Linked DNA regions of Homo sapiens: region 1 is linked to region 2. Evidence: chromatin loops called from intact Hi-C (ENCODE). Cell type or tissue: pancreas. All regions are shown on one strand.

The links. A loop is a pair of places that touch in the nucleus more often than their neighbours do. Peaks named below come from ENCODE experiments on the same cell type or tissue, not always from the same donor. Only the 100,000 strongest peaks of a DNase experiment are listed, where the experiment ranks them.
Region 1: a loop joins it to region 2, with 11 times the contacts of the local background. A loop is called at or near these places in 1 of 110 quality-filtered maps.

What each region holds. Positions count from the first base shown.
Region 1 is chr11:67,145,924-67,150,923 of GRCh38, reverse strand. The region is part of intron 2 of KDM2A (lysine demethylase 2A); the gene reads right to left. It overlaps LOC124902695 (a long non-coding RNA gene), which reads right to left. Exons shown (of 2, transcript XR_007062740.1): 2 at 1,509-1,869. Among named protein-coding and RNA genes, the nearest start is that of KDM2A, 29 kb to the right of the region's middle. In pancreas, no CTCF peak of the experiment used is centred here; no DNase peak of the experiment used is centred here.
Region 2 is chr11:67,208,676-67,213,675 of GRCh38, reverse strand. The region is part of intron 6 of KDM2A (lysine demethylase 2A); the gene reads right to left. Among named protein-coding and RNA genes, the nearest start is that of GRK2, 55 kb to the left of the region's middle. In pancreas, no CTCF peak of the experiment used is centred here; no DNase peak of the experiment used is centred here; H3K27ac peaks cover 326 bases.

The DNA of each region.
Region 1 (5,000 bases), 63 kb after region 2:
TTTAGACTGAAGACTAGGATGAAAGAAGAGGTGAATGCTATGCTCCATTCTCCACCCCACCCCCACCTCCAAAATGTTTAGAATTAACACCATTTACCTTGGCATTTTAATTTTATTTTTGTAGAGATGGGGTCTTGCTCTGTTGCCCAGGCTGGTCTCACACTACTAGACTCAAGTGATCTTTCACCTTGTCTGCTGACCCTCTCTCCCACAGTTTTCTCCAACTCACCTCTAATTCCCCAGAGAAGAGAGATCATGTCTGACATATCCTCCAACTCTTAGATCCCTCCTCTCAAAGGATTAGTAACTATGGCCAGCCCTTTCCTCTTGATATTCCCTTATTTAAACAAGTGGTTTCCAGAGAACTAACATCATTTCAAAATCAATCTCCTTCCCTAATTGGCCTGGAATCCACTTTCCAATGTGTACTAATAGTAAACAAACAAAAACCAAAAATACTATAGATTACTACAAAAATAATTTAAATACACTTGAGAATCAATGATATGCAGAAAGCAGTTTCAATTACTCTTCTCTTCCCCCAACCTCTCCTTTGGCCCAACAAGGTGGTGGTAAATTTTTCACATTTTTGAGAAAAGAAAACATCATTTTTTACTTGTCAGACTAACAAATAATACCTGTGGCCCTTAGTTGTAAAATTTGAGGTAAACTGAGAGGCAGTGAATTTCTTAAGTTCTGATCTATTTATCGGCTAGAAAAACAAATGCATATTTCCGGGCTAAACAGCTGTAGCTGTTTCTTACTTTTTAGTTTCTTCCCTTTAATTAAACTTGTCTAGGGTTGTAAAGAATTCTGTAATTTCGTGTAAGATCTGTCATTACACAACGAATTGTTGAATTTTGCTATCTTTTGTTTACTGAGTATCTAAAATACAGATTCTAGGCCATGCGCAGTGGCTCACGCCTGTAATCCCAGCACTTTGGGAGGCTGAGGAGGGCAGGTCACCTGAGGTCGGGAGTTCAAGACCTGCCTGGCCAACATGGTGAAACCCCGCTCTTCTACTAAAAATACAAAATTAGCTGGGACTGGTGGCGCATGCCTGTAATCCCAGCTACTTGGGTGGCTGAGGCAGGAGAATCACTTGAACCTGGGAGGCCGAGGTTGCAGTGAGCCGAGATCGTATCATCGCACTCCAGCCTAGGCAAAAAAGAGAAAACACTGTCAAAAAAAAAAAAAAAAAGATTCTAATACCTAGTAATTTAATATTTATAAAATTAGATTACTATCTTTTCTATTCTTCATCTATAAAATTAAAATGCATGTGTATGTATGCATAAAAGCAAAGAAAAAGACATGGAAGGATATATTAACTAATAAAATGATTACATCTGGTGAAGGGGTTAGGATTAAGGTGGCTAAGGGGCTCTTTAGCCTTATCTGTAAAATTTTAATTTCTACAATAATACAGATATATGTTATCTATATAACTAAAAAATCAGATTTAAAAGGCGTAAAACTGGCTTGTTATATATAATAACGTATTAAGCTTTGAGAATTACAACAGATACCTTTTATTGAAAGCTCACTGTTGGCACAGCAGTCTACATTCATTATCCCATTAAATCCTCAACCAACCCTAAAAGGTATCAGTACCACCTGCACTTTAGAAATGAATAAACCTGAGACTCAGAAAGGTTAAGAAGTACCCTGTTCAAGGTCACACAAATGTTAGAACCTGGAAGGGACTCCACCAAAACCAGGTTATAGCCCTACACTAAGGGAACAGTCAATTTATTCAGGAAGGGAATACATTCAGTAAATTCAGGACTACAGAGAAAACACTTTTTAACTTTTGCCATTATTAAAGAGCTTCAGGGGAAAAAAATCTGCTTTTTCATCTGCCACCATCTGTAAAGGAAGCAAAAATGAACGTTTTGGGATATTTCTTGATTGGCTTATTAACCATGCTAAACATGTTATAACAACCCAAACCTATAAATAGTTTACAAGATTTAAGTAGATCTGTAATGCTGAGCTATGCGCCACCAGCCCCTACCCCAGCTCTTTTGGTTAATTCTAGGCAAAATACCATAGACAATTTCAGCTGAATCGCACTTTAGGGTGTGGATTATTTCTTTTTTGTCTGTCTTGTTTTGTTTTTGAGACGGAATTTTGCTCTTATAGCCCAGACAGGAGTGCAATGGCATGATCTCAGCTCACTGCAACCTCCACCTCCCGGGTTCAAGTGATTCTCCTGCCTCAGCCTCCCAATTAGCTGGGATTACAGGCACCCACCACCACGCCCAGTTCATTTTCGTATTTTTAGTAGAGACTGTGTTTCACCATGTTAGCCAGGCTGGTCTCAAACTCCTGACCTCAGGTGATCCACCCACCTTGGCCTCCCAAAGTGCTGGGATTACAGGCATGAGCCACCACGCCCGGCCGGATTACTTGTTTCTGATGGGGGAAAAAAGATATGATTGATACCTATTATTTGAGTTTTACCCCATGAAAAAACCCTTATTTTATTTTCTTTCTTTTTTGAATTAGGTCTCACTCTGTTGTCTAGGCTGGAATGCAGTGGTGCAATCACAGCTCACTGCAGCCTCAACCTCCGGGGGTCAAGCGACCCTTTGGCCTCGACCTCCCAAGCAGCTAAGACTACAGGTGTCCACCGCCACGCCCAGCTAAATTTTTTTTTTTAATAGAGATGCGGTCTTGCAATGTTGTCCAGGCTGGTCTCAAACCCCAGAGTTCAAAAATGATCCTCCCAATTTGGTCTACCAAAGTGTTGTGATCACATGTATGAGCCACTGCACCCAGCCCCAAAGTTTTCTTAAAGGAATGCAAAAGTAACAAATGCTTGTAACAAATCAGCGATCTAGTAAATACTTTAAGTCAATCAATCAATATGTATGTACTTAGCTGATTTACATTACCACTAGATGATCAGCTAGAGACATTTGCTATAAGACTCTCTAATGAGGGCCGGGCGTGGCAGCTCACACCTATAATCCCCGCACTTTGGGAAGTCGAGGCAGGTGAATCACGAGGTCAGGAGTTCCAGAACAGCCTGGCCAACATGGTAAAACCTCGTCTCTACTAAAAATACAAAAAATTAGCTGGGTGTGGTGGCAGGCGCCTGTAATCGCAGCTACTTGGAAGGTTGAGGCTGGAGAATCGCTTGAACCCAGGAGGCGGCAGTTGCAGTGAGCTGAGATTGCACCACTGCACTCCAGCTCAGGCGACACTGCAAGACTCCATCTCAAAAAAAAAAAGAATCTCTAATGAAAGGGAACTACTCAGTCTCCAGAGAAAGCCCTTGATCCTTGAAATTCTCACTTCTTCCTGCTTTAATAAGGTTTAACTAGGTTCACTGGCTCTTGAAATCCAGTGAAAGTTGCATCTTTTTTTTTTTTTTAAGACGGAGTCTCGCTCTGTCGCCCAGGCTGGAGTGCAGTGGCGCGATCTCGGCTCACTGCAAGCTCCACCTCCCAGGTTCATGCCATTCTCCTGCCTTAACCTCCTGAGTAGCTGGGACTACAGGCACCCGCCACCACACCCGGCTAATTTTCTTTATTTTTAGTAGAGACGGGGTTTCACCGTGTTAGCCAGGATGGTCTCAATCTCCTGACCTCATGACTGGCCCGCCTCGGCCTCCCAAAGTGCTGGGATTACAGGCTTGAGCCACCGCACCCGGCCCAGTGGAAGTCATATCTTTTAACCTGACCATTCCCAGAGTGGCACAAAAGATCTGGCCAAGCCTGGATGAAATACAAACAGGCGTATTTCTATTCTCTTACACCAAACTGTCAACAACAGTGTTCATTTTTAAGTTGATGACATACATCGGACTTACATGGCAGACACTTTCATAAATCTTAGCTCTGTTTCAACTTCCATCCTGTTAGGTTTTCTGGCTATTTATATCTGACTAAGCAAATTTTAACTATTGCTACAAATTAACCTTAGTCTTCAGTGAGGTTCAAGGGAATTTCAAACATTAACATGATCTCAAATGAGATCAGTAAACTATGTGCCTTTGATAAACTTTTATGAAACCTATTTGTATTCCAGTTAAGGAATAATAAATAGATAAAATCCACGAAAGTGAGGGAGGAAAGCATGGCATTAGAGTTTATAACCAATATTAAAGAATGTTCCAGGCACGGTGGCTCATGCACCAGCACTTTGGGAGTCTGAGGCATGCAGATCACCTGAGGTCAGAAGTTCAAGACCAATCTGGGCAACACATCAAAACCCTGTCTCAACAAAAATTACAAAAAATTAGCCAGGTGTAGTGGTAAGCACCTGTAGTCCCTGGTACTTGTGGGGCTGAGGCAGGAGGATTGCTTAAGTCTGGGAGGTGGAGGTTGCAGTGAACCTAGATTATGCCACTGCACTCCAGCGTGGATAACAAAGTGAGACCCTGTCTCAAACAATAAAAAGGAAGACAGACAAAGAGAGAGAATCTGTCACAGTAGATAGAAAATTATATTCAACTGAATTCATTAAATGTTTTAACTTCTACCATATGCCAAACACTGTCAATGCTCTGATAAATAAGACTGCCATGATTTTTGCCCTCAGGATCTATAAAAAGTAAGTAAAAAGACAATCGGTGTATTATTTCTTATGACAGCAGAAAAATCAAATGTTAAAGAAATGGGGGCCAGGTGCGGTGGCTCATGCCTGTAATCCCAGCACTTTGGGAGGCTGAGGCAGGCAGATCAGGAGGTCAGGAGATTGAGACCATCCTGGCCAACATGGTGAAACCCTGTCTCTACTAAAAATAGAAAAAAAATTAGCTGGGTGTGGTGGTATGCGCCTGAAATCCCAGCTACTCAGGAGGCTGAGACAGGAGAATCGCTTGAACCCGGGAGGTGGAGGTTGCAGTGAGCTGAGATCGCGCCACTGCACTCCAGCCTGGCAACAGAGATAGACTCTGTCTCAAAAAAAAAAAACAAAAAAAAACAAAACAAAAAACGGGAAGAACAGGCATTTTATATACCAGAAACAGAGAAACATGTTGAAAATCT
Region 2 (5,000 bases):
GCAATTCTCCTGCCTCAGCCTCTTGAGTAGCTGGGATTACAGGCACCCGCCACCGCACCTAACTAATTTTTGTATTTTTTAGTAGAGACAGGGTTTCACCATCTTGGCCAGGCTGGTCTCGAACTTCTGATCTCAGGCAATCCACCAGCCTCAGCCCCACAAAGTGCTGGGATTACAGCATGAGCTACCATGCCCGGCCAGGAATCTTTTAAATAATACTGGCTGAAAAAAAAGAGAAGTGAAAGCAATACGCAACATTTTACACTAAATTATAACATTTCCTGTGCCTTCAAGTGTCTACACTCAACCAATGAACTCCAGGTAGGTAAAACTCGAGAGCCAAACCACCATGAATTCAGCACAGTGCTGATGTGGTAAATATCTAACTTATGGTTATAAAAAACATGTATCTGGTAAGCTTTGTAACAACATCTACGTATTTGATCACTTACTTCCCTTATAATGTGAATGGAGACAAATGCATAAAGTTGTGCATGATATGAAGCAGTTGTCTAGAGGATACCCAGATGTTAACTGTGGGAGAGTGTTTAGAAAGCATCACCACTGACATGGAAGAAACAAACAAGATGAGGAGCAACGGTTAAGGTTAACCTGCTGTTCCATTTCAAAGAATTTCTGCTCAGGGAGCCAACAATTTTAACCAAGCATCCGCCGGTCCCAGAACATTGAATAAGCCCTGGATGCCTTTCTTTCCTTCAAATAAAATTTACTGTTTCTTAATGTAGTAGCCACCATCTCCCATCCCCGTGTGTTGTCCATGGGAATGCCTTTAACAGAATAATGAATAAAGTACTTGCTTAATACGCTGTAAGCTCCCATGTCTGAATAGGGAGAGGAACGGTTCAGAACATATGAGTATTTTTTTTTTTTTTACCACGCATTCATTCACAGAAAGCAGAATTTCTTAATTGCAGCAAGAAAGTCAGTCATTTTTGCCTGCCTTTCTTTGGTATTATTAGGTATCTTCAGACTACAGAGAGAATTTGTGGTAACATGTTCGTGCTTTTCTTCTTAGGTTAATCTTTAGCCTTGGGATAGATCCTTTGCTAAATACTCTGATCCCAGTTATAATCTGTTCTGCAACAAAACTAGGGCCAAACTGGTAAGAAGTCCAATATCATGAACCTAGTCTATTCATAAACAACTCATAGCCTTCCATGAACTTATTTCCCCATCACCAAACAAATGTGTATTATTTGTGCCATTTTAAAATCTACCTCTCAGTTATTGCTGGAATGGCAGCACTAAATAATCTCTTCTCACCATAGAACTCTACTTTATGCTAGCTCCTATAACAGGCATGTAAAAGTTGCCCTTCTTACCTCCCGGAACCTACTTTTACAAATGCTATTCCTTCTGCCCGTAATTCTGGTCTCCCTCTCCTTGCTTCATTATTTCTTTTATGTCAACATTAGGCACCACTTCCTCCAAAGAGCTTCCCCTAATTCTCCTATAGTTTCTAAATTAGGTCATCCTTCCAAAATGCTTCCACAATATCCTGCTTTATTCAATTTTTTTAATTTTAAAAGACTGGGTCTTGCCACATTGCCTAGGCTGCCTCAAACTCCTGGGCTCAAGCAATTCTCCCACCACAGCCTCCCAGGTAGCTGGGACTAAAGGCATGTGCTACTTTGCCTGGCTGTTTATTCACTTTTGAAGCACTGCTCATACTATAGTTTATATAAATGCATATTTTCTTGTCTTTCTTTGAGTCTCTAACAAGAATGATATCATTTTCCACTGTATCTCTAGTACCTAGACAGTGCTTAGCATGTGGTAGGCATCTGATAAATGAATAGGCAAACCCTGAAGGTTGTGAAGATCACAGGGAACAAACAGATTATGTAACTCTAGGATTAAGAAATGCAAATAGGTTAGAACTTGAGGATATAAAGTGAGAAGTGACAGATCAAAGTTTTTAGACATGAAGATTAAGTTTTTAGAAATGAAGATTAAGTTTTTGAATATTAAAAAATTAAAAAAGAACTACTAATAGGCTATTATATATATATTCTTTTTTTTTTTTTTTTTTTTTTTTTTTGAGACAGGGTCTCACTGTGTCACCCAGGCTGGAGTGCAGTGGTGTGATCATGGCTCACTGCAACCTCTGCCTCCTGGTTTCAAGCGATTCTCCCACCTCAACTTCCCAGGTAGCTGGGATCACGGGTGTGCACCACCACACCCAGCTAATTTTTGTATTTTTAGTAGAGGCGGGGTTTCACCATGTTGGCCAGGCTGGTTTTGAACTCCTGACCTCAAGTGATCTGCCTGCCTTGGCCTCCCAGAGTGCTGGGATTGTAGGCGTGAGCTACCGCACCTGGCTTATTTTCTATATTTTGACTATGGTGGTTACTTACATGAATAAATATGTTTGTCAAAACTCACTGAAATGCACACTTAAAATGGGGGTCCACTTTACTGAACATCAATTTTACCTCAATAAAGTTGGTTTTTAAAAAAAGCACTAGTGAAATATACTGGAAAAAACCTAGATAAATGAAGGGATATACTATGGGGGGAATAAGAATTCTACCAATAGAAACAGCAACAACAAAAATAACATGATTGTAGCTATGTTTTTGTTTGTTTGTTTGTTTTGAAATAGGGTCTCATTCTGTCACCCAGGCTGGAGTGTAGTGGCACCATCTCAGCTCACTGCAACTTCTGCCTCCCGGGTTCAAGTGATTCTTGTACCTCAGCCTCCCGAGTGGTCTCGAACTCTTGGGCTCAAGTGATACGCCCACCTTGGCCTCCTGAAGTGCTGGGATTAGAGGTGTGAGCAACTGTGCCAGGCCTCTAGCTATAAATGTAAAACTTGACCTGGTCGATACTTTTCCATTATTAAGATTTTGAAATGTGTGACTATTCCACATGAAGTCTTCTATCTTATTCTATCAACAAAATAAACGTTATTACTTACATAGCAAGGTCACAAAAACCTTACCTGCTTTTAGAATGTGAGCTTGGTAATAGCTCATTCAATCTTTCATGTTTTAGGTCCCCGTAAGATATTAGTATTGTGGCCTCTGCTCTCTTAATAATTTTCTATTTCTGAGCCCTCTCATAGGTTCTTCTCCGCCCTTTAATGTTAATATATTTTTCTAATTTTTATAAAATGATGTCACATTTTTATCATTAAAACTAGGGACAGAGTGAATAAATTCAGGATGCCACAAAAAAGGCTTCATGTGGAATAGTGAGACATTTCACAACCTTAATAATGGTAAAGTATTGACCAGGTCAAGTTTTACATTTATAGCTACAATCATGTTATTTTTCTTGTTGCTGCTTAGTTTTTGTTTTTTGTTTTTTTTTTCAAAAGTAGAAACAAGGTCTTATTATGTTGCCCAGACTGGTCTCAAATTACTAGGCTCAAGCAATCCTCCTGCCTCAACCCCCTGAGTAGCTGGGACTACATGGGGGACGCCATCATGCCTGGCTAATTTTTCTATAGAGACAGGGTTTCACCATGTTGCCCAGGCTGGTATCAAACTCCTGAGCTCAAGCAATCTGTCTGCCTTCGGCCTCCCCAAGTGCTAGGATTACAGGCATGAGCCACCATGCTCGGCTTCTATTTACATTTTTTATCATTTTATTATTTTTTTGAGACAGATTCTTGCAATGTTGGCTAGGCTACAGTGATCACAGCTCACTGCAGCCTCAACCTCCCAGGCTCAAGCAATCCTCCCACCTCGGTCTCTTGAGTAACCAGGACTACAGGTGCATGCCACCATGCCTGGCTAAGTTTCCAAATTTTGTAGAGATGAGGTCTTGCTATGTTAACCAGGCTGGTCTTGAACTCCTAGGCTCAAGGGATACTCCCACCTCAGCCTCCCAAAGTGCTGGAATTACAGGCATGAGCCAACGTGTGTGGCCAATCCTGTTATTTTTAAATTAAAATTCTGGAAATTGGCCGGGTACAGTGGCTCACACCTGTAATTCCAGCACTTTGGGAGGCTGAGACAGGTGGATCACCTGAGGTCAGGGGTTCGAGACAAGCCTGGCCAACATGGTGAAACCCCATCTCTACTAAAAATACAAAAATTAGCCGGGTGTGGTGGTGTGTCCCTGTAATCCCAGCTATTTGAGAGGCTGAGGTGGGAGAATTGCTTGAACCTGGGAGGCGGAGGCTGCAGTGAGCCAAGATCGTGCCACTGCACTAAAGCCTGGGCAACAGAGCGAGAACCTGTCTCAAAAATAATAATAATAATAATAATAATAAAATAAAATTCTAGAAATATTAAGAAAATAAAATTATAAATAAATAATGTTACTGGAATTCTTACATCCCATCCCTCTCACTAAATTCCTATTTAGCAAATCACATTAGGCTAATAAGAAGGCTAAATTCTAACCACCTGTCTTCCTATACTTCCATATGATCAAATAAACATGATTACTAATACAAAAATAGTTCCTTTCGGCCCGGTGTGGTGGCTCATGCCTGTAATCCCAGCACTTTGGGAGACCGAGGCAGGTCGATCACTTGAGGTCAGGAGTTCAAGACCAGCCTGGCCAACATGATGAAACCCCGTCTCTAACAAAAAAAATACAAAAATTAGCAGTGCATGGTGGCCTGTAGTCTCAGCTACTCAGGAGGCTGAGGCAGGAGAATTGCTTGAACCGGGGAGGCAGAGGTTGCAGTGAACCGAGATCGTGCCACCGCACTCTATATCCCGGGCAACAATGTGAGACTCGGCCTCAAAAAAAAAATAATAAATAATAAAAATGTTTATTTTTATTTTTGGGGGTCTCGTGACATTCCCCAGGCTGATCTTGAACTACTGGCCTCAAGCAATTCTCCTGTCTTAGCCTCTCAAAGTGTTGGGATTACAAATGTGAGCCACCATGCCTGGTCAAGAGTGAATTTTTTTTTTTTTTTTTTTGAGACAGGGTCTCACTGTCACACAGGCTGGAGTGCAGTGGCATGATCTCAGCTCACTGCAACCTCTGCCTCCCAGGTTCAAGCGATTCTCATG